2 separate regions of the Mus musculus genome follow, and region 1 is linked to region 2. Evidence: chromatin loops called from intact Hi-C (ENCODE). Cell type or tissue: left cerebral cortex. All regions are shown on one strand. Links, peaks and the distances in the headings refer to the core of each region. The heading gives the core; the rest is flanking DNA.

What was found. A loop is a pair of places that touch in the nucleus more often than their neighbours do. Peaks named below come from ENCODE experiments on the same cell type or tissue, not always from the same donor. Only the 100,000 strongest peaks of a DNase experiment are listed, where the experiment ranks them.
Region 1: it touches region 2 in a loop (3-fold over the local background); 8 of 42 quality-filtered maps call a loop at or near these places.

Annotation. Positions count from the first base shown.
Region 1 is chr13:41,034,953-41,046,778 of GRCm38, forward strand. It overlaps Mak (male germ cell-associated kinase), which reads right to left. Exons shown (of 13, transcript NM_008547.2): 8 at 11,067-11,378; 9 at 7,067-7,233; 10 at 4,677-4,825. Among named protein-coding and RNA genes, the nearest start is that of Tmem14c, 25 kb to the left of the region's middle. In left cerebral cortex, for the core only: no CTCF peak of the experiment used is centred there; DNase peaks (open chromatin) are centred at 7,239, 7,449 and 7,765.
Region 2 is chr13:40,777,347-40,789,172 of GRCm38, forward strand. It overlaps the pseudogene Gm6245. Among named protein-coding and RNA genes, the nearest start is that of Tfap2a, 49 kb to the left of the region's middle. In left cerebral cortex, for the core only: a CTCF peak has its summit at 7,214 (motif pointing right); a DNase peak (open chromatin) is centred at 7,213.

The DNA.
Region 1 (11,826 bases), core at 2,342-10,341, 260 kb after region 2:
AGACATACATACATACATACATATATACATACATACATACATACATGCATGCATACATACATACAGAGAGAGAGAGAGAGAGAGAGAGAGAGAGAGAGAGAAGCTGGCACCCTAAGTTGGCCCTGAGCTCCACATGTGCACACACAGGCATCTGCACACACATGGACACACACCATACACACAAAAGGGAAGGTGAGGGAGGGAGATTGGGAAGCTACACTGTAGTGCACACAGTGTCCATAAGTGTTGTTCAATAAAGAATGGCTTATGAATAGTCTAATTATTTGGTTAGTGCAGCCATGGCAACTATCTTAAATGGGTATTTTTTGGGTCTTAAAGTTTTTCTATTTATAAAGGCAGGCATATATTATAAAGGCAGAACTTGGGTGGCACAGGCAGGTAGATCACTGTAAGTTTTGGGCTAAACTGGTCTACAAAGAAATTCCAGGACACCTATGGCTATAAAGAGAAACCAAAAACAAACAAACAAAAAAAACCCTTCTACTTATATATTTAAATATTTTAACAAAAAAAAATGGCACTCTGATTAAACTGCATTTTATACCTTATAGGATACCTTGAGTCATCTAGAACTTTACTCTAGATTTCAGGGGGAAAAACCCATGTTTTTGTTTGTTTGTTTTCCTTTTATTTTCAGTATTATAATGGAATTCTGTGTGTGTGTGTGTGTGTGTGTGTGTGGTATATAATGGAATTGTGTGTGGTATATAATGGAATTGTGTGTGTGGTATATAATGGAATTGTGTATGTGTGTGGTATATAATGGAATTGTGTTTGTGTGTGTGTTTGGTGTGTGTGTGTGGTATATAATAGAATTGTGTGTGTGTGTGGTATATAATGGAATTGTGTGTGTGTTTGGTGTGTGTGTGTGGTATATAATAGAATTGTGTGTGTGTGTGGTATATAATGGAATTGTGTGTGTGTGTGTGTGTGTGTGGTATATAGTGTGTGTGTGTGTTTGGTGTGTGTGTGTGGTATATAATAGAATTGTGTGTGTGTGTGGTATATAATGGAATTGTGTGTGTGTGTGTTTGGTGTGTGTGTGTGGTATATAATGGAATGGTTTCTTTCAATTCAAATCCTCCAATATTCCCTCCTTTACTCTTTCAAATTCATGACCTCTTTCTCATTGTTAATTGTTGCATGTACATATGTACACGTGTACATGTGTGTGTTCCTCTCTCTCAGGCTGCATACTGTTACTCCTATGTATGTATGTGGGCCTGATCATTTGGTATGGTGTAACCAGTTGGTGTACTTGTCCCTGAAGAAGGCCATTTCTCCCCTCTCAACAATCCTCAGTCGCCTTAGTTCTTTGGTTGAGGCCTCAAGGTTGTCTGCCTGACCCCCTGACCCACTTTTGCCATGTCTGCCTGACCCCCTGACCCACTTTTGCCATGTCTGCCTGACCCCCTGACCCACTTTTGCCATGTCTGCCTGACCCCCTAACCCACTTTTGGCATGTCTGTGGATGGCTTTAATCAGCTCATGATTAGGCAGCTCATGCTGGTGAGACTTTATGGGTGTAGCTTCTGACATTCCTAGGAGAGACAGTCTCATGGCAAACCCCTTGGTCCTCTGCCTCTTAGTCTTTCCGCCCCCTCTTCCACAATGTCTCCTGAGCTTTAGGTGTGGGAGTTGTGTTGTAGATGTAGCCACTGGAACTGGGCTTCACATCTGTGAATTTTGATTGGATGTGGCTTTCTGTAATTTTTTACAATGGTCTCTGTCTTTGCAAAGAGAAGTTTCCTTGAGGACGGCACATTTATCTGGGGGTATAAGGACAAACACGCAGAGTGTAATTAGAGATAATGCTGGTTTAGAAAAGTGGGGATTTTTAGGTTCTCCTCCATGACTTCACTAGCCCTGGGCAGGTATTTTCCCTAAAGTGAATATATCCACAATTGAAGGTAACTATTTTAATTCAAGTTCCTAAGACAAATATTCTAGGAAACAGGTCCATCCTAGAATTGTAAATTATGAGTGGATGAGCCTCGATTGGACATCATTTGCCAACTAGGGAGAGGCAGACATGCAGTTTGACATGTAATACTATACATTGTTACATACCAATTTCTCGCCTCTGTGATGTTTTTAAGAAGTTAGTTAGCAAACACTGACTGTGTATGTACCATGTGCCAGTGCATGAGGGAGGGTGGAGAACATGACAGACCAGTTCCGCTCTTTTGGCTCTTTCGATCTAATACAGAGGGGTGACACTTATAATTCATTGGATATTTAGTAGTGCCAAATGGCTTAGAAAAATATGGTCAATAACAGAAGCAACGGAGTCTTTCTCTTGAAAACAAACAAACAAACAAACAAACAAACAAACAATTTGGGGCCAGAGAGATGGCTCAGTGGATAAGTGCTTGCCGAGTAAATCTGGAGATCTGAATTTCATCCCCATGGTGGAGGGATAAAACCCACAAGCAATCCCCTGATCTCTGCGTGCATATGGACACACACTCGAAAACATCACAGTAGGAAGAAAACCAATTTTAAGCTAAACCATGATCACAACCAGGTTTGGTGGTGTGCTCCTGGGTGACATCAGTGTCACCCGAGGACTTAAACGGGGAGGGAGCTAAGAGATACACACCACAGACTCAGCAAGACCAGAGTGGCCAGGTGGGAGTGGGGAGCAGGCTCTGTGGTCATTGTTAAAATGGAGCCAAAGGGGCTAACGCGGGAATTTCAAAGGGCAGCAAGGAGGATGGCGAGGGCTCAGATGGGAGAGAGGTGGTTCCACTGAGCACGATTTGTAAAGTGCTGTGGAACGAGTAGTTCTGATGTCCAGCAGTGGTGACACTGGTTCCTGAATGGAGTCCTGGTTTTAGGGTGAGACCAGAAGGCACCACCGAGAGACTGAGCGGCTGTTAGTGGTTCTCACTACATCTTTATCTGCAGCCGATACCTTGCAGTAATTAAGTGCTTAAGGCTTATAGGGTGGGTCAGGTGACCTTGGTCCCATTATGAGCAATACACAGACCCTCAAGGCCTGACTGTAAGTGCATATGCTGATCTGTGGCAGGTCACGCCTACAACACTTGCATCTCTTTCCCTGAAGGCCATTGCTATAGATCTATTAATCCTTGTATAATGTCTGGCTTTCTTGCAAACATATGGTATCCATATGATCCCTATAATCCTGAGGGTTGATCTAAGACTTCTCATATACTTGGCTTTAGGGTTAAAAAGTAGGCTTTCCATGTATTATTCTTTCTTAGTCCTATGATATTCAATTATAAGAATAGTTATGGAAGTCAGGCATAGCATGAATTTAACCCCAGCACTCAGGAGACAGAGGCAGGTGGATCTCTTGAGTGTGAGGCTGGCATGGTCTACAGAGGAAGTTTCAGGACAGTTGGGGGGCTACATGGAGAACCCCCATATTAAAAACTAAACAAAAAATCATGAGTCAAGATAAGCAGCAACAACACCTTTCTCTTGTATTCATTGTTTGCTAATTCAGAGTTGCTGGTTCATAACCCATAATCAATAAATGTTTGCCCAAATGCCTCAACTTAGCCCAGCCTCATCCAGCTTGAGGGAAGATCCAGGCTCAGGTTTAGTCAGAAAAAATTCTTTTGCCACTTCGAGTCCAGTTTTCAAATCTCATTTACAGCCATACTACCCAGGTGAAGTAACCTGTGGAGTCTATTAGGGCTGACGGCTTGACAGAGATCCTTAAAAGCCATATTGGGAAGTGGACCCATGAAAATGGGGGTGGCTGAGCTCCATCAGAGGACAGGGACCCTTTCGTACACGGGACAAATGAAATACCAGTTTGCTAAACTTCAGTCATTCAAATGTTCTTTTTACTGTTTTCAGCAGTATTCACCGTGGGTCTGTGTTCTGGCACGGCTGTCACCTCCATACTCTTGCTGTCAGCCTGAGGTGCTCACAGGTTCAGCGCCAAGCTTTACGAAGCTGCTGGTGCCTAAAGATTCCCAGCATGCTCCATTCTAAGGCAGAAACCTCCATTCTTCCTTCCAGTTCCTCTCACTTCCTTCACCACCATCCCCTCCTCAACCCTCCTCTCTCGACTCATCAGTGTCTACATCTGACTTCCACCTTCGTGCAAACCCACTAGTTCCTCTCCTTCCGAATCTTCACCTAGGCTCACCTCTCAGCAAGGCACACTGTCCGCCATCACATCTGCAGCATACCTACTTCTACCTCTGCTGCCTCTATTCTAGACACACACAATAACACCTTGAGCAGCCTCATTGTCTATTTGAGTCTCTAGCCTGTTCTTTCCAGCCACCAGAAGCTTGTAAATAAATCCATACAGCACGCCATTTAGGAAACTATATATAAATTTATACTTGTAATAGGGTGCCCAGTTGCTTTAATAAAATTGAGCACGTAATAAACCACATCTTTGGCCAGGCTTTGGGGAAGCAGAAGTATCATCCTATGGCAACAGGCACAGCTGCTAAAGAATCCTGGGACTCTGTTTTTTCCTTCCTCGTTGCCCTATTTTATAGATACCAAGGCCCTTTACTCTGCCCTAGCAATACTCTGGTTAGCAGCAAACGTTTGTTGTCTTGAACCAGGGTATCAAATGGTTCAGACTGGCCCAGAATTCCCAGTCCCCCTGCTCCCCCCTTCTCATTATTGGGATGCAGTGGTAAATCTTCTTTACGTACCTGGAAGGTATCTTGATTGTTTCAAATAGTACTGCTTAGCCGTTGAAGCAGTTGACAAGTTTGGATCAGATTTTAAGGAAACAGATGCATGTAAATTCCTATTTTCCCCCTTAAAGTGATTGGAGACTGGGAGTCCTGAATCTGGAAACCTTGGAGGCCAACACAAAGCACCAATCAATGCAGGAAAATCACTTGTCCCCCACCCCATCTCCTTCGGTGATTCAAACAAGTGGATGGAAAACCATGAGTCCTTTTGTTGTTGGGATTGCTAAATGATAACGTCTACCATATCCCTGCCAGCACATCAAGTCATTTCTGACATTAGACAGGTTGTGACAGAACCTCTATAGCAGTTTATGGGTCTGTAATCCAATTTGCCTCTCCTGGCATTGCTGCAGTCATGGATTCACAATGCTGGAGGACTGGACCGCAGCCATAGCCATCTCTACCTGTTGCTAAAGTCATTTCTATCTAAGAAGGCTCTTTTGGGCAGGACTCTGGCTGCCCACTCTGGGGTAGCGCTTGATACAGGCAGCAGTTTTCACTGGGGATGGGCCACCATTTCTGGCTTCTTGCCCTTCCTCTTATTGTGCTGTAGTTTTACCAATCATGGAAGTTCTACTCAGGGCCCAATCATAGAAGTTCTACTCAGGGCCTGCCGTCCACCCACTTCTCTCCCTGAGGACTGAGCCAGGCTCCTGGACATACAAGAGAAACATTCTACACGAAGCCACACCTCCAGCTCCTTTTTCATTCAGAGAAAAGATGCCCCTTAAGTTGCCCAGGTTGGTACTGAACTTGTGGGTCCTTAATCCTCTGAAGTAGCTGAAATTACATTGTGGGCTACATGGAGACTCTGTGTGTGTATATTTCTTGGTATTGTAGCTGTTATTATTTTAGGATGTGGCTTTTTGAACACACTATGTATGTAAGTGGCCTTGAAGTCCTGATCTCTGATCCCCTTGTCCCATTTCCTAAGTTTTGGAATTATAGGCAAGTGTCACCATGCCTGGGTTTTTTTGTTTGTCTGTTTGTTTGTTTATTTGTTTTGTTTTATTGTTGTCTATTGTTTTGTTCTGATTTTGTGGGGTGGGTTTTTGGTTGTTTTGTTTCTTTTTTGAGACCAGATATCAACTGTATAATCCTGGCTGGTCTTAAACGTTTGTATCTTTCTCAGACTCCAAGTTAGCTGGGACTCTAGGTGTCAGCAATATGTCCTATAGGTTTGCTCCTTAGAGGAAGGATGCGGAGAGAGCGCCAACAGAGCCTCTGGAGTTTCCCATGTCAGGGTTCTCACGTCCTCCATGTTTAGCACCTCAGAAGTATATCCAAGGACCACTCAAGACCTAGCATGGCGGAGTAGTGTGGGATTGAATGCGGTTCTTCCTAAGGTCAAATGCTGGAGGGAAGAGAATGTTTGTGACTACACTGGGTAGAGCTAGAGACTGAGAGTGACACACCCATGTGCACCCCGGGCAGGCTCTACGTGTCTTTAGAGGGAATGGCCCACCCTTGTGTGCTCTTGTTAGTTTTTGTTTTTGTTTTTTATCATTGGGTATACAATCTGTAACGGGAAGTCGTCTGCACTACACAATGACAATGTCCCCTAGACTTGTGACCTGACTACGCTTCTTACTCCTCTTCTGTTCCAGGGAGGAAAGTAAATCAAAGTATGCTCCCAAGATGGTCAACAAGACTTAGCTCATCCTGTTCAGAGCAGTCACAGCGGAATGCTGCTGATGGCCACAGCGATATGCTGATGGCCACAGCGGAATGCTGCTGATGGCCACAGCGGAATGCTGCTGATGGTCACAGCGATATGCTGCTGATGGTCACAGCGGTATGCTGCTGATGGCCGGACTCCCGAGAACAAGGCGTCGCTGGACGCTGAACTTTCCAGGACAGGTTCCGAAAAATGACTTTCAAATGTTTGAATAGGCAGCGACCTAGTAATTAACTTTTAATGCCATCAGAGAAAACCACTAGCTTTGTATATGATGGGCTGCATTCTACATGCAGGGATGCAAACTGCAGGCAGGACTGGTGGTGACCACAACTCACGAGAGTGAGTTGGGTGTGACTGGCGTGTCCTGTGGTCCCAGCCACTCAGGAGACAGTGAGGGAGGACTACTCCAGCCTACAAGTTTGAGACCTACCTGGGCAGCATAGCTAGACAATGTCTCAAAAACAACAACAGCAGCAATAAGACAAGGAGCAATATAAAGACTGAATAAGTACTTTGCTCTACACACGTCACTACTTTCTTGGGGTATGCATAAAGATTTCTGGGTTTTATAGAAGAAATAACTGATCCTTGTCATTGTATTTAATGGGTGAAGTAAAGGGGATGGGCAGCAAAACACATTTCCCTGGTGAATGTGCAACCTCACCGAAATGGAGACTCCTTCTTCTTCTCCTTGCAGGCTTCCATGCTTGGCTTCTTGGAGTGGGAGGCTCCTAAGTCGTCCTCAATGTCGTCACAGCTGTCTCCAGACTTGAAGACTGTCTGACCCCACCGTCTCCGGGCTCCCTTATGGCCCAGGGTGCTGACTGAATTCTGTGGTGAAAAACAAAGTCAGCCACCAAAGTCTTAAATTACCTAAGATTCCCTCGAGCAATTACATCAGGCAGTAAGTTCCCTTTACAGTCAGGTGTTACTTAATGACAGGACACGTTCTGAGCAATGCATCCATAGGTAACTGTCATTGGATGGACATCATAGAACGCACTTACAAGAACCTAGATGCTCTAGCCGACTAGTGTGGCTTTTGTTCACGGGCAACAAACGTGTTCCACACGCTAATATACAGAATACTGTTAACTGTAGAGGGATGGTTACCATTTGTGTATCTAAACATATGTTAACATAGATGAGGTACTGTGAAGAGGCTGGGGACATAGGTTAGTGATGGGGCACAGAGGTAGCATGTACAAGAGCCTAGATCTGACCCAGCTACCCAGTACTTCCTCCCCCACCCCCACCCCCACCCCCAAACAGAGGAAAAGGCAGGGAGAACTTGAAGCAGCTAGCTACCTCCACAGCCAAGAATAGAAAGCGAATAAATACATGCACGCCTACAGGCTGCTCAGCTCCCATTCTCTTTTTAAAATATTGTACAGGACTCAAACCCAAAGACTAGTACCATTCAGTGTTGGTACTGAATGAAATTGCTGAAGGTAATTCTCTACGGACATACCTGAAAGCCTACTTACTGGCTCTAGGCAGTCGCCCATGGAGACTCCATTCCAGGTGACTCTGTTATGTCATACTGACAGTTAAAACTAACCAGCACCGGGTACTTGCGGTCCGAGGTTCTGGGTTGGCCCCTCATAGGTAGAATCTAGAAAACTGAGACTTGGCTGTGAGCCTTGCTGCCCTCAAGTGGAAATAGCCTTATGGAGGACACTGAGGTTGGCATGTCCCTGTGTCTTTCAAGCTTTCCTCTCTAAAGTGCACATGCCACCTTATAGCCAATGCATAAAAGCCACTGTGGAGGGGATGGCACTAGAAGACAGAGACACCCTGGTATCTTCAGCTGCATGCTGAAGAGGGCTTATTCAGTGAGAAGGTCCAACGCTCTGAGGTGACCGCCAGGGCTTCCCGTTTGTGATGAAATATTCTATTGTTTAAGCCACAGGGGTCAGGCTTCTGTCATTACTGAATGTTATTCCAGCAGACACAAAGAAGGAAAGGGCATCAATGACTTTAAAGGTTGGGCCTCTGAAATGGCTGGCTGGGTTGAAAATCCTGACATCCCAAGTTCCATTCCAGGGATCGCAGGATGGGAAGAGAGAACGGGGTTCCTGTGGGTTGCCCTGGAAACTCCACACGAATACCCTTCCCCATGGAAAAAAGAAACCCACATGTACTATGAATTTTAAGATTTAAGTCTAATTGTCATAGAACAGCATCCCTATTAACAGGAATAAGGAACAAGGAAGAAGCCGAGGCGTAGGATAGACTGTGAGCTGGTTTCCTATAAGCTGATGAGAAGGTGGTATAGGCATGTGAACTGAAGTACATAAAAGCAGTTCACAATGAGGAACAGAGCTTGGAAGGATGGCCAGCTGTGCTGTGGACTTGAGGATGGAGGAAGAACAGCTTAGGCATGCACAGAGCTGCTGACACTGGATGGCAATGGCAAGAAAAGACACCTGCCAACCTCTGCACCGTCATATACTCTGTCAGGAGAAACACTTTTGACAAACAGAATTAAGCATGGGATGAATAAGAACCAATGCTCTGGATGCACGGAGTCAGCAGAAGATGACGTTTGGCTAAGTGTGGGCCTTCCTCAGCTGGACTGCCCTTTAGCACGAAACTGAATGCGATCCCTGCTGAGCCATGCCAGTACCTTGAATGATCCTGCAAGTTTGGGAAGACCAGGAGGGGAGCAGGCAGATAACAAGTAATGCCTTTGAAATACAAAGCAAACATTTGTACTCTGTGTCAATACTTTATCATAGAACAAGGGCAAAGATTTGGGGGGTTGGTAGCTCATATAAGCCATCATTTCTCATATCTATGACTCCATGTGATGTGGTAGGTAGTCCATGCGAGCACCAGTCAAACCAGTGTCATGGTTTTCATGATACCCCCAACAATGCAATGATCAGAGGCCAGTGGAAGTGGATCAGTGCATAGCTAATAATTTATGAGTGACCAGCATATCAATGCCAATCTAGAAGGTTCTAGCTGCTGCCCAAGATCACCCTGCTTTTTTTCTGTTTATCATGAAGATATAGGAATAAAAACATACAACTAAATAAACCCACAGGTGTCAGGATTGTTAGACCCAGGAGAGAAAGCCAGCGTTCAAGAATTAAAAAATTTGCCAGGTAACAGGAGACCTTTAACCCTTTGAACCTTAGAGATGGAATAGGCAGGTAAAAGCATAGACTATGTGATCTGCGGAGACGTTTATATCAAAACAGACTCAGAAAATTTCATGGCTAGCACACCCATCCCCGTTCTGGAATATGTTGGCTATATAAAGAAAGATGAGGTCTAGATATTAGGTCCCATAACTTGGTGAGTACACCCAGTCTGAACACAGTGGGCAGTTCTTAATAAATATGAACAGTGTTCAGTAACTACGCATTTCCTTTCCTTTCTTTTCCCCTCAGTGTACGCCAGCCTCCAATGGCCTTCTGAAGGGAGGAGAGTGGCCTTTTTGGTTTGGGAAGCCATTCATTCTGCTTTGCCCTCCCTGGTGTGTGCTGTCTGTCTCTCGTTCAGGTAGTATCATCCCGAGTGGCCAGAAGAATTAGGAGGAAAATTAGTGGCCTGTCAGAACAAGTTACTTGCAGAGCATATAACGGAGTTGGGGGCGTTTTACCCAGAGATTGTACAAGGGCTGTTTTGAAATACTTGTAGAGACCACACCCTCCTTTCTGCTACATGTCTTAGAGACCAGATTCTCCTTTCTGTTACACGGCATAGAACCCATACTCTCCCTTCTGTCACATACTATAGAAAGCCACAGTCTCTAATATTCAGAGCTGGATGAAGACTCTTCTGGACCCTGGAGGCCATTCATTTATCCAGCAAATATTAAAAATCCACCCCATGGCAGACACCTTCTAGATTCTGGAGTTATGGTGATAAACCAAACAGATATATTTTTGACTTCTCAGAGCTTGCTCTCCAGTAGAAGGGGGAAATGTTAGGCAAGAGCAAGGTTGGGCTTGGTATTAGTGGGAGTTGGTTTGGGGGGGTCGAGGCATACAAAGATGGGAAGAGTCTTTGGGAATGGATTGGGAAGTAGATGCAGTGTTTGAAAGGAACTGTGTGGGAAAAATTCAAAACCAATCAATAGTCCACCCTGAAAACATACACATAGAGTAACATCCTACAGACTACACAGGTTGAATTGGGGAACGTGTGTGCGTGCGCGCGCGCACACACACACACACCTATAATTAAAGAAAAAGACAAAAGAGCAAGGAGCTTTGAAGGGAGAGAAGTTCCATAAGGAGAAAATAATGTGATAATATAATCTCAAAAAATTTAAATTACATTAAAATAATATTTCCAGTGTGTTTGTGTTTATTATCAGTGAAAACCAGTGTGGAATTTTTGGGAAAATCCTTAGTATTTAGGATTGGTACTCTAGAGTGTCCAATTCCTACTGGGAATTCTTCAATGACACCTGCGGCATACGGATGTTACTCCTTTATTCTGGAAGTTTCTGCTCATCATCTTAAAATATTACCTCATCTCTTACCAAACCAACGTCAACCAAAGAAAGCAGGGGCTTTGACCTGGGACAAGCGCCACACAGACTCCATTGTTAGACCTGCACCGGCAACCTGATGGGCGAGTCTCGGCCACTACTTACCCAGAGTGCACCAGTCCGTGTCATCTAAAGCATCGGCTTGGCTACTCACCACTGGGATGGTTTTGATGATACTTGGAAACATGGTTTGTGGTGGTTTCTGGTGACCCTGCTGCTTTGGGGGTGGGTGAGTCACTGTGTTCTGTGGTGGCTGAATGGTCTGCAGTGGTTGGTGGCCCTGTTTTGGCTGGGGCTGCCCGGCAGGCTGATCAAGTATGTTTGGCAAAGGCTTAGGATCCCGTTCAGAGGAAGATGGCTTTGGCTCCAGAGGCTGCAGCTGCTTGTGTAAAGTCTGTTTTGTATCCAGATGGTGTGCAGAAGAGCCCAGTACCTGACCGACTTGGAAATATGGGTGTTTCAGTGCCTGGAAAAGTATGGAAACACCATACAGAAGGTCACCTTACGTTAATGCGTAGCTAATCAGAACGTTTCCAAGTTGAAATTGTGTGCATCCTTAATATAGGGCAAACCGATCACTATTATCAGTGGTCTTCTTGATGGGGAGTTCTGGGTATTGAACCTGTGGCCTCAGTCATGCTAACCTGCATTGACAAGTGCCAAGCATGTAGGATCTCTGTAGGATACCAGGTTGTACAAAGCTGAGGACCTGTGGGCAGAAGACAAACTTCCCAGGAGAAAGTCTGAGAATGAAGTACACATAAAAGAAGCACTCGGCTAAATCCAGTCGTGCACTGTCTCTGGGTTTTGTCTCATCCTTTTTTGAAATAAACTAACTTGTAATATTGCTACAGGCAAGGTGAACAAATGGAGATTTTTTTTTTCTCTAGCCAAATTATAACAACTCCATGTGG
Region 2 (11,826 bases), core at 2,420-10,419:
CCATAAGTTCTGTGACTCTAGAGAACCCTGACTAATACAGGGTGATAGTATGTTTCTGAGTGTGTGTAAGGGTATGCATATATGTGGAAGCCAGAGGACAACCATGTTGCTCAGGCACCACACAGGCAGAATCTCTCACTAGCCAAGGACTCACCAAGTTCACTAGGCTGGCTGGCCAGCGCTCCCTGGGATCTCATGCCTTCACCTCTCCAGCACTGGGATTACAAGTCCCCGCTACTACACCTGGTCTTTCTTTTCTCTAGTAAAGGTATGGGCTGTGTGGGTCCTATGCGTGCTAGGAAAGCTTTCTACCACTGAGCTATTCACGCCCGGTTCTCTTTCCCACATTTTATTTTCAGAGAGAGTCTCACTAAGTTCCCAGCCTAGTCTTGAACATATTCTGCAGCTGAGCCAGTACTTGAATTTGTGATTCTCATGCCTCAGCTTCTTGAGTACCTGAGATACAGGCTAGGATCACCTGACTTGGCTCAGAGACATTTCATTTGTTAAATCTTGGCAGTGAAATATGATAGCTTATATAAATATGAGATCTGCGCTGCAAGGCCACTGGTCCAGACAGGGTTTTCTGGCGCTCCGGGGCTGAGGAGCTTCAGCCCAGCGGTGCCGGTGCTTGGCTAAGCCCGGGCACCGAGGACTAGGCCATGGGGCCGCGCCCTGAATAGAAGAAAGAGAATGAAAGAAGTAGACAATATAAGAGAAGAATGGGTTTGTGAAACAGGCCCTCCTGACAGTCAACCCCTCAATGATAATCAACAAAAGGACTGTGAATATTATGTTGACAGCCTTTTTGAGGAAGCAGGGAAGGCTGGTGCCAAATGCTTGTCCCCCACTGAACAGAAGAAACAGGTAGATGTAAATATAAAATTGTGGAAAAACGGATTCACTGTCAACGATGATTTTAGAAGTTACTCTGATGGTGCAAGTCAGCACTTTCTGAACTCCATCAAAAAGGGGGAATTACCTTCAGAATTACGGGGAATTTTTGATAAAGAGGAGGTGGATGTTAAAGTAGAAAATAAGAAAAATGAAGTATGTATGTCTACAAAGCCTGTGTTCCATCCCTTCTCAGGACAGGGCCACAGACTAGCTAGTGCTACACCAAGAATCGTTTCTAAAGCAAAGAGTGTTGAAGTTGACAATAAAAGTACTTTGTCTGCTGTTTCACTGAACATCTTGGAGCCCATTACCAGGATCCAGATCTGGTTAGCCAATGGGGAAAGAACTGTCCAAAGATTTAATGTTTCTCATAGGGTGAGCCACATCAAAGACTTCAATGAAAAATACCAAGGATCTCAGAGAAGCCCTCCTTTTGCCCTGTCAACAGCTCTTCCTTTCCTCAGGTTTCTGGATGAAACGCTCACATTGGAAGAAGCAGATTTGAAGAATGCTGTAATCATTCAGAGACTCCAAAAAACTGCCAAGCCTTTTAGAAAACTTTGATAGTTTTTATTTTTGAGATACTGAGAAAAATGATGGTTGCAAGTAGATATGCAGAGTGGGAGACAGAAGTCAGTGTGACTAAACTTGGGGTTTGAGGGCTTTTTAATCCCTTATGAGGGGGTTCAGTCGTCACAAGCTAGGAGAGTGACATGGCTCTAAGCCAGGGTCAGTGCATTTTTCTCAACAGGCTATTCAAAAAAATACCTATTTTTCAAATATTAGTTAGCCAATATGACATATTAAATAGCTGTGTCATTAATCTTAATGTGGTCTAAATTAGCAGAGTATTCAATTAGCTAAATCAGCATCAACATTCAAATATTATTTCCAAACAGCAGATATTTATATAAATGTTAGCTATCTCAGTTTTTAAATAGCAATACATTAAAATATTATCCATGCCATAAAAAATATGAGTTAAGCTGAAGACAAGTGATTATGAGTGCTTAGCCTTATATGGGGACCTCTATATCATTCCATACCTCTACTCTTACATATCTTAACAGGATACTGTTAAGGCTATTGGAACATCATGAAGAAAAAACAGATGCAATTTAAGAGCTGGAAGATGGGAAATGAAGACTGTGAAATGCTGTCTTCTAGGCATGATGTGTGGCCATAGTCCTCATGAACCCTCAGTCGTGGTGGTTACCTCCATATTACCTGTAAAAGATCAAGCCAGTTAAAATCTACCATGGATTGGGGAGGAGCTTTTAAGGCCTCAACCCTAGCTGAGGTGTGATTGGCAGTTGATGGCTACTGGAAAAGAGTCTTTTTGCAAGAAGGTGGTTACTAGCTGGTTGCCTACGCCTCGGTGGATGATCCCATACCTATGTGTACATGAGCAGCACAAATTTGACTCAGTTTACTACATAAACAATGAAAAAGAAAGATCATGAAATAAAAAGTAAGAAAGAAAGATCATGAAGCTGGAAGTAAGATAATATTGAGGGGCACCACAGGAGTAACAGATGGAAAGGTTAAATTGGAGATGATCAAAATGCATTGTATACCTGAATGAAATTTTAAAAAAACATAAATATTACTTAATCTATATTATAGGAAACACTCTATCAAAACTTGACTAGAGCTAATACTATGTGTCTCATGCTGGGTCTAGAGGAGCTCTAGCAAGAAGGGGCTGGAACACCTTGAGAAAGACTTCTAAGTGCACATTTACTTGTTTCTCTAAGCCAGTGTTTTTCAACCTGTGTTTTGAGGTCAGATATCAGATGTCCTTCATACCATATATTTATATTACAATTCATAACAGTAGCAAAATTATAGTTATGATGTATTAATGAAAATAATTTTATGGTTGGGAGTCACCACAATATGAAAAACTGTATTGAAGGGTTACAGCATCAGGAAGGTTGAGAACCACTACTCTTAGGTGTCCTCTAGTCACACCTGTGCTGGCTTACTAGGGTTCCCCCACATGAGAAGCAGTGCTCCTCAGTCCTGTCACCTGGCTCTGTTGCAGATTAGCACAGAACTGACATGTCTAGAAGACTAAAAAGCAATCACCAGCCCACTTACCTCTAGCCCACCATCTGATTCTCCTTGAGGGATGAGGCCATATCAACAGACCTGCACGGGTTGGTGTGGCATCGAGCTTTGTCCTTTGTAGTAGGAGCAGGCGGGTTAGCCTTGCAAGTCATCGTTGTGTGTATTCGTGTGCTGCTGTTAGTTCATAACTCAGCGGGAGACACCTTAGCTCACCCCTCAGGCTGTCACATCCTCTGGGTCTCCTTAGATGCCTCCCTCTGTGACAGAACAGCCTTGCAGAATGGCAGGTGGGTTTGACATCAAGCTCAATGGCCAAACACTAGTAATGCCCCTGCCTGCATCACTTTCCCTCTATTCTCAAGTCAAAGCAGGTGGCATTACCAAAAAGCAAGTGTTTCTTAACACTCTGAGATGCCAGGTCAACAGCACACAACTGAGACAAACTGGATACCCACCCATAGAAAGCCTCTTTAACTTTATTTATTCATCAATTTATCTAAACACATTATCTGAAAAGCCATAATAAACAAAAAAACATAACTATTGTGTGATTTTTGACAAAATTTGACATTATTACATAAAGGAATATGTTATTGGCCCAGAACATGGATGTTGCAAAGTGCACAGTGATGTCCCCAAAGCATGAGAGGGAATGCCAGAAATGAAGAGAACAATTCCATCTTCAATGCTAATTATAATTCTTAGCACCAAACCAAGAAAGCACAAGGCTTGTACTCTGAAAGGTGAAAAATGTTGCTAGAGAAAAACATAAGCAAGGGCGAGGAGGTGACTCAGTGGTCACAGTTCCCTTTCTGAAGAAAGACACAAACTGCTGGAATAATGTCTTATTGTCACAAACCACAAGTATCCAGTTTTGTTAAACTGTCAGTGTCTGTGTTAGTCAGAGTCCTCTAGGTCACAGAACTTATAGAATGACTCTCTCTCTCTTTCCCTATACATATATATATATTACACACATATGTGTGTATATGTATGTATATACATGTGTGTGTATATATACATACACATTATATATAATATATATATACACTATATATAATGTATGTGTGTATATTATATATATGAGCCTATAAATCATTCCAATACATTATACATATATGGTATATATACATTATACATGGTATATGTACCTATTATATATTATATAATATATATGCACATAATGTATTGGAATGACTTATAGATTCCAGTTTAATCCAACAATGGCCAGCTGTGAACAGAAAGTCCAACAATCTAGTATTTGCTCAGTCTCATGAGACTGGGTATCTCAGCTGGTCTTCCATTTATACTGGCACCCTGAAGAAATAGGCTCCAATGCCAGTGAAGGAATAGATGTGCTAGCAAGGCAAAGGCAAGCAGGCAAAGAACGAACCCTTCCTTTTTCCATTGTCTTTATATAGGCTTCCAGCAGAAGGTGTACCACAAGATCCCAATCAAAAGCAGGTGGTGTCTTGCAGCCTCAAGTTCCAGATCATAGGTATGTCCTGCAGTTCTGGACTGTAGTTCATTGCAGAATCTGGTTGACAACTGAGAATAGTCAACATGGGGTCTATCCCTGACTTATGGATTTAAGATACCACCGCGCATATATTAAGATGGCTTCTATTAAAAACATCTAAAACAGAGAACAATAAGGAGGAAACAGGTGGATCTGAGAGCTCCCTGGCTGGCCTGCCTTGTTGAAACAGTGAGCTTCAGGTTCAGTGGATGCATTAGCTACTTTTCTGTTGCTGAAATAAACACTGTGAGAGGCCACCTTACAGAAGCATTCGTTTATTTTGAGCTCATGTCTGTCTTAGTTCGGGTTTCCCTGCTGTGAACAGACACCATAACAAAGGCAAGTCTTGTAAGGACAACATTTAAGTGGGGCTGGCTTACAGGTTCAGAGGTTCAGTCCAGTATCAACAAGACAGGAGCATGGCAGCATCCAGGTAGGCATAGTCCAAGAGGAGCTGATAATTCTACATCTTCACCCAAAGGAAGCTAGGAGCAGTTTATCCAGGCTGCTAGGAGGAGGGTCTCAAAGCCCACCCACAAAGTGACACACTTCTTCCAAGGCCACACCTACTCCAACAAGGCCACGCCTCCTAATAGTGCCACTCCCTGTATCAAGCTCATTCACCACATTCAAATCACCACATTCTACTTCCTGGCCCCTAAAACCTTGTTCAAACACGTGAGTCTACAGGGGCCATACCTAAACATAGCATAATACTAAATACATTTAGTCCAACTTCAAAATTGAAATCAGGTATCAGAGGAAACAAACTAGAAATGGCACAAAGCTTTGAACTCTCGATGCCCAACCGCAGTAATACACTTCCTCCAGCAAAACCACACCTCCTAAGCCTCCCCAAACAGTACCAGCAACTGGGGACCAGGTATTCAAACACTGGAGACTATGAGGGACATCTCAATCAAACTGCCACAGTGAAAGGTCCAGTTTGAAGGCAGTATGGCAAAGAATGGCAGATGACAATAGGATCTCTGTTGAAGTCTCTTCATACACACTTGCATACGCGCACACACACACACACACACACACACACACACACACACACACACACATACTGTCACATGTGTAGGCTTAGTTTTTTTAAAAACCTAGTTTTAATAAGGGTTTTTAAAAGTTTTAGTATCCCTATTAGTCCACCACCCACCAGAGGAAAGGAAACGTTAATAAAGCGAAGGAGGATGTGGACCTGTTTAGAAATATATTTTAGATCAAATCCAATCTGTGTTGTCAGGATATCAGTTGTTTAGTTCACATGAATCAGTAGTGGCAGCCCAATCTATTTGTAAATACCGTTTATGAACCAGCAACGGCAGGCTGATCCAGAAGAAATTGCAAGGCTTGCCGGAACACCACCAGAAGTTTTTCAGTATGTTTCCCTCTATGAAGTCACAACAAATGATAACTAACAAAGAATGATAAGGCATACCAATAGCACCCAGCATCATCAGCTCAAGACCAGCATCAGCAAAGCCCAACGATGACCAACAAAGAATGGCAAGGTGTACCAATGCCACCCAGCATCGTCCACTGTCTGTTGGGCTATGTTTATATCCTTTCCAAACATCACGTGTTCTCTCAAGCATCCACTCTAGGAAAATATCACGTGCCGTTTTTCCAGGCTGCCCCCAGAAAAACACCATGTGTCTGTTCTTAGTAAAACATCTTCCCATGTGTGTGCTTCAGCAAAAACACCCTCTCGTAAGACAGTCTTCAGAATAGCATCACCTGACACAACTGAGTCTCTAAAGAAACCAGAAATTGCCACTTCACACACCCACACACACACTCACATGCTTTCCAAACATACATGCACAAGTAAATATATAAAGAAATGAACTCACAGAGCCATAATTGAAATCAAATGGAATACTAGCTGCCAGGAGCTGTGAGGGCAGGAAGGAGAGGTCAATGGGGACAAATTTTCGGCTCTGTCACATGAAGAGGTCTGTAGCAGTTACACAACCGTGTGAATGAACTTAACCATCACAGACCTGTACACCTAACACTAATTATGATGAAGACATTTCTGTTGTGTGTATTTTGCCATCACTTTCCCCACACGGATCTCTTTCACACTCCAAGTGTGCACAGCATTGTCCAGGCAATGTTAACTTTCCTGAGTCTGTCCTTAATGCATTCTGAAATGATTTTTGTCTTTGGGATTTTTCTTTCTGCTGTAGGATCCCACTGTGAGGTCTGTCTCCAGATCCAGCTCTCTGGCCCCTCCCTACCTTCCTAATGCTGTGATGAAAAGTCACCACACCCAGCTAGTCCGAGATATCTGACTGGTGGGGATATCTCTCAGATCACCTCTCACACTGTCCACCACCACAGCAGTACCCATGCTAGGTCACCAACGAGCCTTCCAGTAGCAGCGTCTGGGTTGCTCACATGGAATCCGGTGCTTTGCGTGCAGATGGAATGACTCACTGTGAAGGAGTTGAGCTTGGGCTCTAGCTGTAGGGCTTGCTGATTCTGACATATGCAAAGTCCACATTGTATCGGGGCATGAGATGGACCCCTATAGGTCTCCAGTGGGGGCCCACCCACAGTAACAAGGCATTGTCCTGGAGTGTGACTAGGCCTTCCTTCAGAAACAAGCAGCCAGGGTCTTCCTCTGATGTTTCTAAAGTATAGTTCTTAATGGGGTTCTGAAATGACTGCCCAACTGGTCAAACCCAAGTACTCAAATCCTTGTAATTCATAATTTAAGCAGCAGATGGCACCATATCACTGCTCTTTCTGCCTTTCTCGCTCCCTCCCTCCCCTTCCTCTTCTTCCTCCTCCCCTCTCCTCTTTCCCTCTCCCCACTTTCTCTTGCTCCCCTTCTCCCCTTTACCCCTTTACCCACTCCCTTTTTTTCCCATGAACCCACCTCCCCCCGCCCCACCCACACGTTATAAAGATCACTACCTATGCAATCCTGTGACATTAGGAGGAAATCTTTCACAAATGACATCTACTAAGGAAAAAAAAAAAAGAGCTGTTTTTGCAAAACAAAAGCATTAAGCAGTAATTGTCAAAACCAAACCTGTGCTTTTCCATTTAGACTGAGTAAGTTACCCAGTTGTGGGGAAAATATCTGAAGAGTTTGACAATGTCCTAACAGGCAGAAGGCTCTTCAGTTCAAGGCCAGACCCAGTCTTGAATCCTAGACATGTTATTGTCATATACAATATTTATGCTCAAAAACCCTACAATTGAGTTACAAGGTATGTGTCCTGGAGTGGGGGGGGGGGTCTCATAATGTTTAAGTGAGTTTATAATTTTGTGTTGGGTGACATTCCTGGGGTCTGTCTATCTTCAACAAATATTTGATGATAGTTTTACCTTTGCAAGTGAATGTATGAAAACACTTGCCAATTGTCCCTTCACAGGGAAAGAGGAGAGCCCTAAATAAAATAGAGTCCTGCCAAGATTCTTCGGTGGCCAGTTAACTAGCACCTTTGAGCGTACTTATTAAACAGTGAGGAAGAGATGCCTGGGTCCTTGTCCCCAAGGCTCCTGCATACATTTGTAGGATACATTTTTCGAACCAGGAATCCCAAAAGCACAGATATCCTCTCTCTCTCTCTCTCTCTCTCTCTCTCTCTGTCTGTCTCTCCCGCTCTCTCCCTCTCTCTTTCTCCCTCCTTCCCACCCTCTCCCTCTTACTTATTTTGATTTTATGCACATGAGTTTTACCTACATGTCTGTGTACCATCTGTATGCAGTTGCCATCAGAGACCAGGAAAGAGAACCATGGCTCTCAACATCCCTAATGCTTTAATACAGTTCCTCATGTTGTGGTATTCCCCAACCATAAAATTATTTTTATTGCAACGTCATAACTGTAATTTTGCCACTGTTAATGGGTAGTATAAATATCTGAAATTCAGATGGTCTTAGGAAACCCCGTGAAAGGGTCATTTGACACCCCCACCATGCCCCCACTGAACCAAGGGGTTGAGACCCACAAGTTGAGAGCTCCTTCCCTTGAACTATAGTTTCAGATGGTGGTAAGCTGCCATGTGGGTGGAAGGAATTGAATCCCCGCCCTCTGGAAGAGCAACCAGCTGAGCCATCTCTCCACCCCAGTGTAGACAACCCTTCAAGTGGATTGACCAGACAAGTACAGAAAGTATGAAGTATAAGGATAGACACTGCCACACTGCTCCAGTGCCCTCTCCAAAGCTGTTCACAGCACATGAGCACCGTGCCTCTCTAATGTCAGGCAGAGTAAGTACAACACTTTATAATCTTAACTTTACTTCCGAAATAGTCACCTTGATGTCATTTTGTTCTCACTTTGCCCATCACAGTGATGTGTCTACATTAGTTTATAAGTCTTGTTGCTTTAGTCAGCCACCCACTCCTATCTCTTGCTTACCTTTCCATTGGATTAGCGTCTGTGTTTAGAGCCATGTTAGTGGTTTTATCGTTTTCATTGCCTTGTCCAGCACACCTTGGTCCTGGAAACCTAACTGGGGCACTACTGGAATGAAGAAAAGACACACACAGAGAGACACAAACACACAGAGGCACACATACATGCACACAGATACATCAAAAAACCTAAGAACCTTAGACAGTTCACTATATACACACAGAGGGAGGGGCTAGCTCCTCTCCATGGAAAGACTCAATGGGGAACTGTCTCAGGCTGTAAATGTCTGGGAAGAGGAAGCTGCTATTGAAGTTATCTGTGTGCTCAGTCAACATCTACCTTGGACCAGGAGAAGGCTTTGCCAAATCCCTGAACTTGACCTGGGGAAGCCTTTGATAGTTCCCACATGCCTCAGGGTTCCTGTCAATAACATATAAGCACTCAGGACCACATTGACTCCCCCAAGTGACTTATAAATAACTGTCTTATTATCACATCTAGTCTTCATGTTACAAACATTTGATACCAGTCCCTAAGATTAGAGACTGTGCCTTTCATTGTTCAGAAAGTTCTGAGCTAAGCCCTCTTCCTCTTTTTGGCTATTGTGAATTTATTTTCCCTGCTTAAAGCTTGCCCAAGTTCAGATTATAAAAATGACAAAGGCTAAGAATATTGCTCAGAGGTTAAAGTGCTTGTTGCACGAGCCAGAGTGCTGGAGTTAGAATCCCAGACCCTGCAGCAGTGCTAGGTGGATGCTCGCAGTGCACTGTAGAGTTCCAGCCTCAGAACATAGAAGCAAGGAATTCCCAGGTCAAACTGGCTAGCCCACCTAGCCATATAGATGAGCCCTAGGTTTAACTGAGACCCCCTGCTTCAATGACTTAGGAGGAAGAATAGTTAAAGAAGAGTCTAGATGTCTGCCTTGGGTATCTACATATACATGCCCCGCCTCCTGGGCCCCATTGCACAAACATACATACACACATGCATACACACATCACATGGAAATAATAAGAAAAAATTCTAGTATATATTTCCTAATACCTCTACAACTTTCAGAAAAGATCTTTCGCTTCTCAGAACTTGCTATATGATGTAAGGCAGTGGTTTTAGCGTCTTAACTATTTAACTATTTCAGTGATAACCATTTTAAAAGATATTTGGAGCTGAGTGTAGTGCTACACACCTATAATCCATATGGTCAGGTAGTGGAGACAGAAAGACACAAGTGTGAAGCCAGTCAGGCTATGGAGCAAGACTTGCCTCAAATAATCTTTCTCAAATCACACACCTTAAATCCCAACACTAAAAAGAGTGTGTAAAGAGCTGAGTGAAAACTAGAAAGTGGGATTGTTAATCTCTGACCTAGTTTCAGGAGGAACATGCTGCTTTTCGTGGATGCAAGAGAAAGCAGTGGATGAGGGGTGCAGCTGAGTGTAAATGGATGAGGTATGAGAAAATGGATGGTGACCATGAAAGACAAGGCACAGAGCCACTGAGGAGCAATGTCTCCCTGATGTTGAAATTGGATCCGCTCTCAGTTTTCCTGGACAGTAGAATGTGTGTGATAAAGAGGAATGACAGCCACGCTGTCTGGAATCCCTCAAAAATATCAACTGCTTTCAGAAAGGTAATGGGAGCACATCTTGTTGCAGAGGGAGGTGGATCTCTGAGGCATCAGGCTCATAGAGGGTTCCAGAACAGTCAGGGCTGGGTAGAAAGACTGTATCTCAAATAAATAAGTAAATAAACACCCCCCCCAAAAAAAACCAACAACTCCTTCTCTCTTTTTCCTTCTTTCCCTTCTTCTCTCTCCAGGGCCTCCCAGGCTAAAATGGTTAGCCACACTGAAGAACTTTGGGTTTGGTTGAGAGACCCTGCCTCAGTGAATGGTATGGAAGAGGGATGAATAATATTTATGGAAATTGTTAAGAATGGAAAAAAATTCATAAGGAATAAGCTTGAAAAAGACAGGGGCCAGGAAGGTGTATCTCTTTATCCTACTAGTCCCATATACAAGAGTGGAAAGAGGTTCTCACAGACAGACTCTGGACTAAACAGAGATGCAGGGGCAGGCAGGACTTGGTCCTTTCCCTGCTAATATTAGATAAGGAAGCTGGTGTGTTGAGCAATACCCAGCAACTGTCTTAAAGCACTGTGTTTCCCCACTGTGGTTTGAATGTGAAATGTCTCCTGAAGGCTCAAGTGTTTGAATGCATGGTCCCCAGCAGGTGGCTGCTTTGAAAAGAGGTGGAACCTAACTAGAGGAAGTCGGTCACTGGGAAGACAGTCTTATTAAGCTAGCCACACCATGCTTCCTATCCATTTCCTTCTTCCTGAGTACAGTGTGGCCAATTGTCTCACTCTCCTGCCACAACATGTACCAACTGCGATGGGCCACATCCCCTCAAACTGTGAACTAAAGCAAGCCCTTGCTTTCTTATGCTCTGTGGTGGTTTGAATATGCTTGGCCCAGGGAGTAGCACTATTAGGAGGTGTGGCCTTGTTGGAGGAAGTGTGTCACTTTGGGAGTGGGCTTTGAGACCCTCCTCCTAGCTGTCTGGAAGACAGTCTCTCCTGGTTGCCTTCAAATCAAGATGTAGAATTCTCTGCCCCTTCTCCAGTATCATGTCTGCCTGCATGCTGCCATGCTACCTGCTATGATGATGATGGACTAAACCTCTGAAACTGTAAGTCAGCCCCAGTTAAATGTTCACCTTTAGAAGAGTTGTCATAGTCATGGTGTTTTTTTCACAACAATGGAAACCTTAACTAAGACATACTCTTTTTTGTTTTGTTTTGTTTGGTTTTGTTTGGTTTGTTTGTTTGTTTGTTTTTCAAGACAGGGTTTCTCTGTATAACCCTGGCTGTCCTGGAACTCACTTTGTAGACCAGGCTGGCCTCAAACTCAGAAATCCGCCTGCCTCTGCCTCCCGAGTGCTGGGATTAAAGG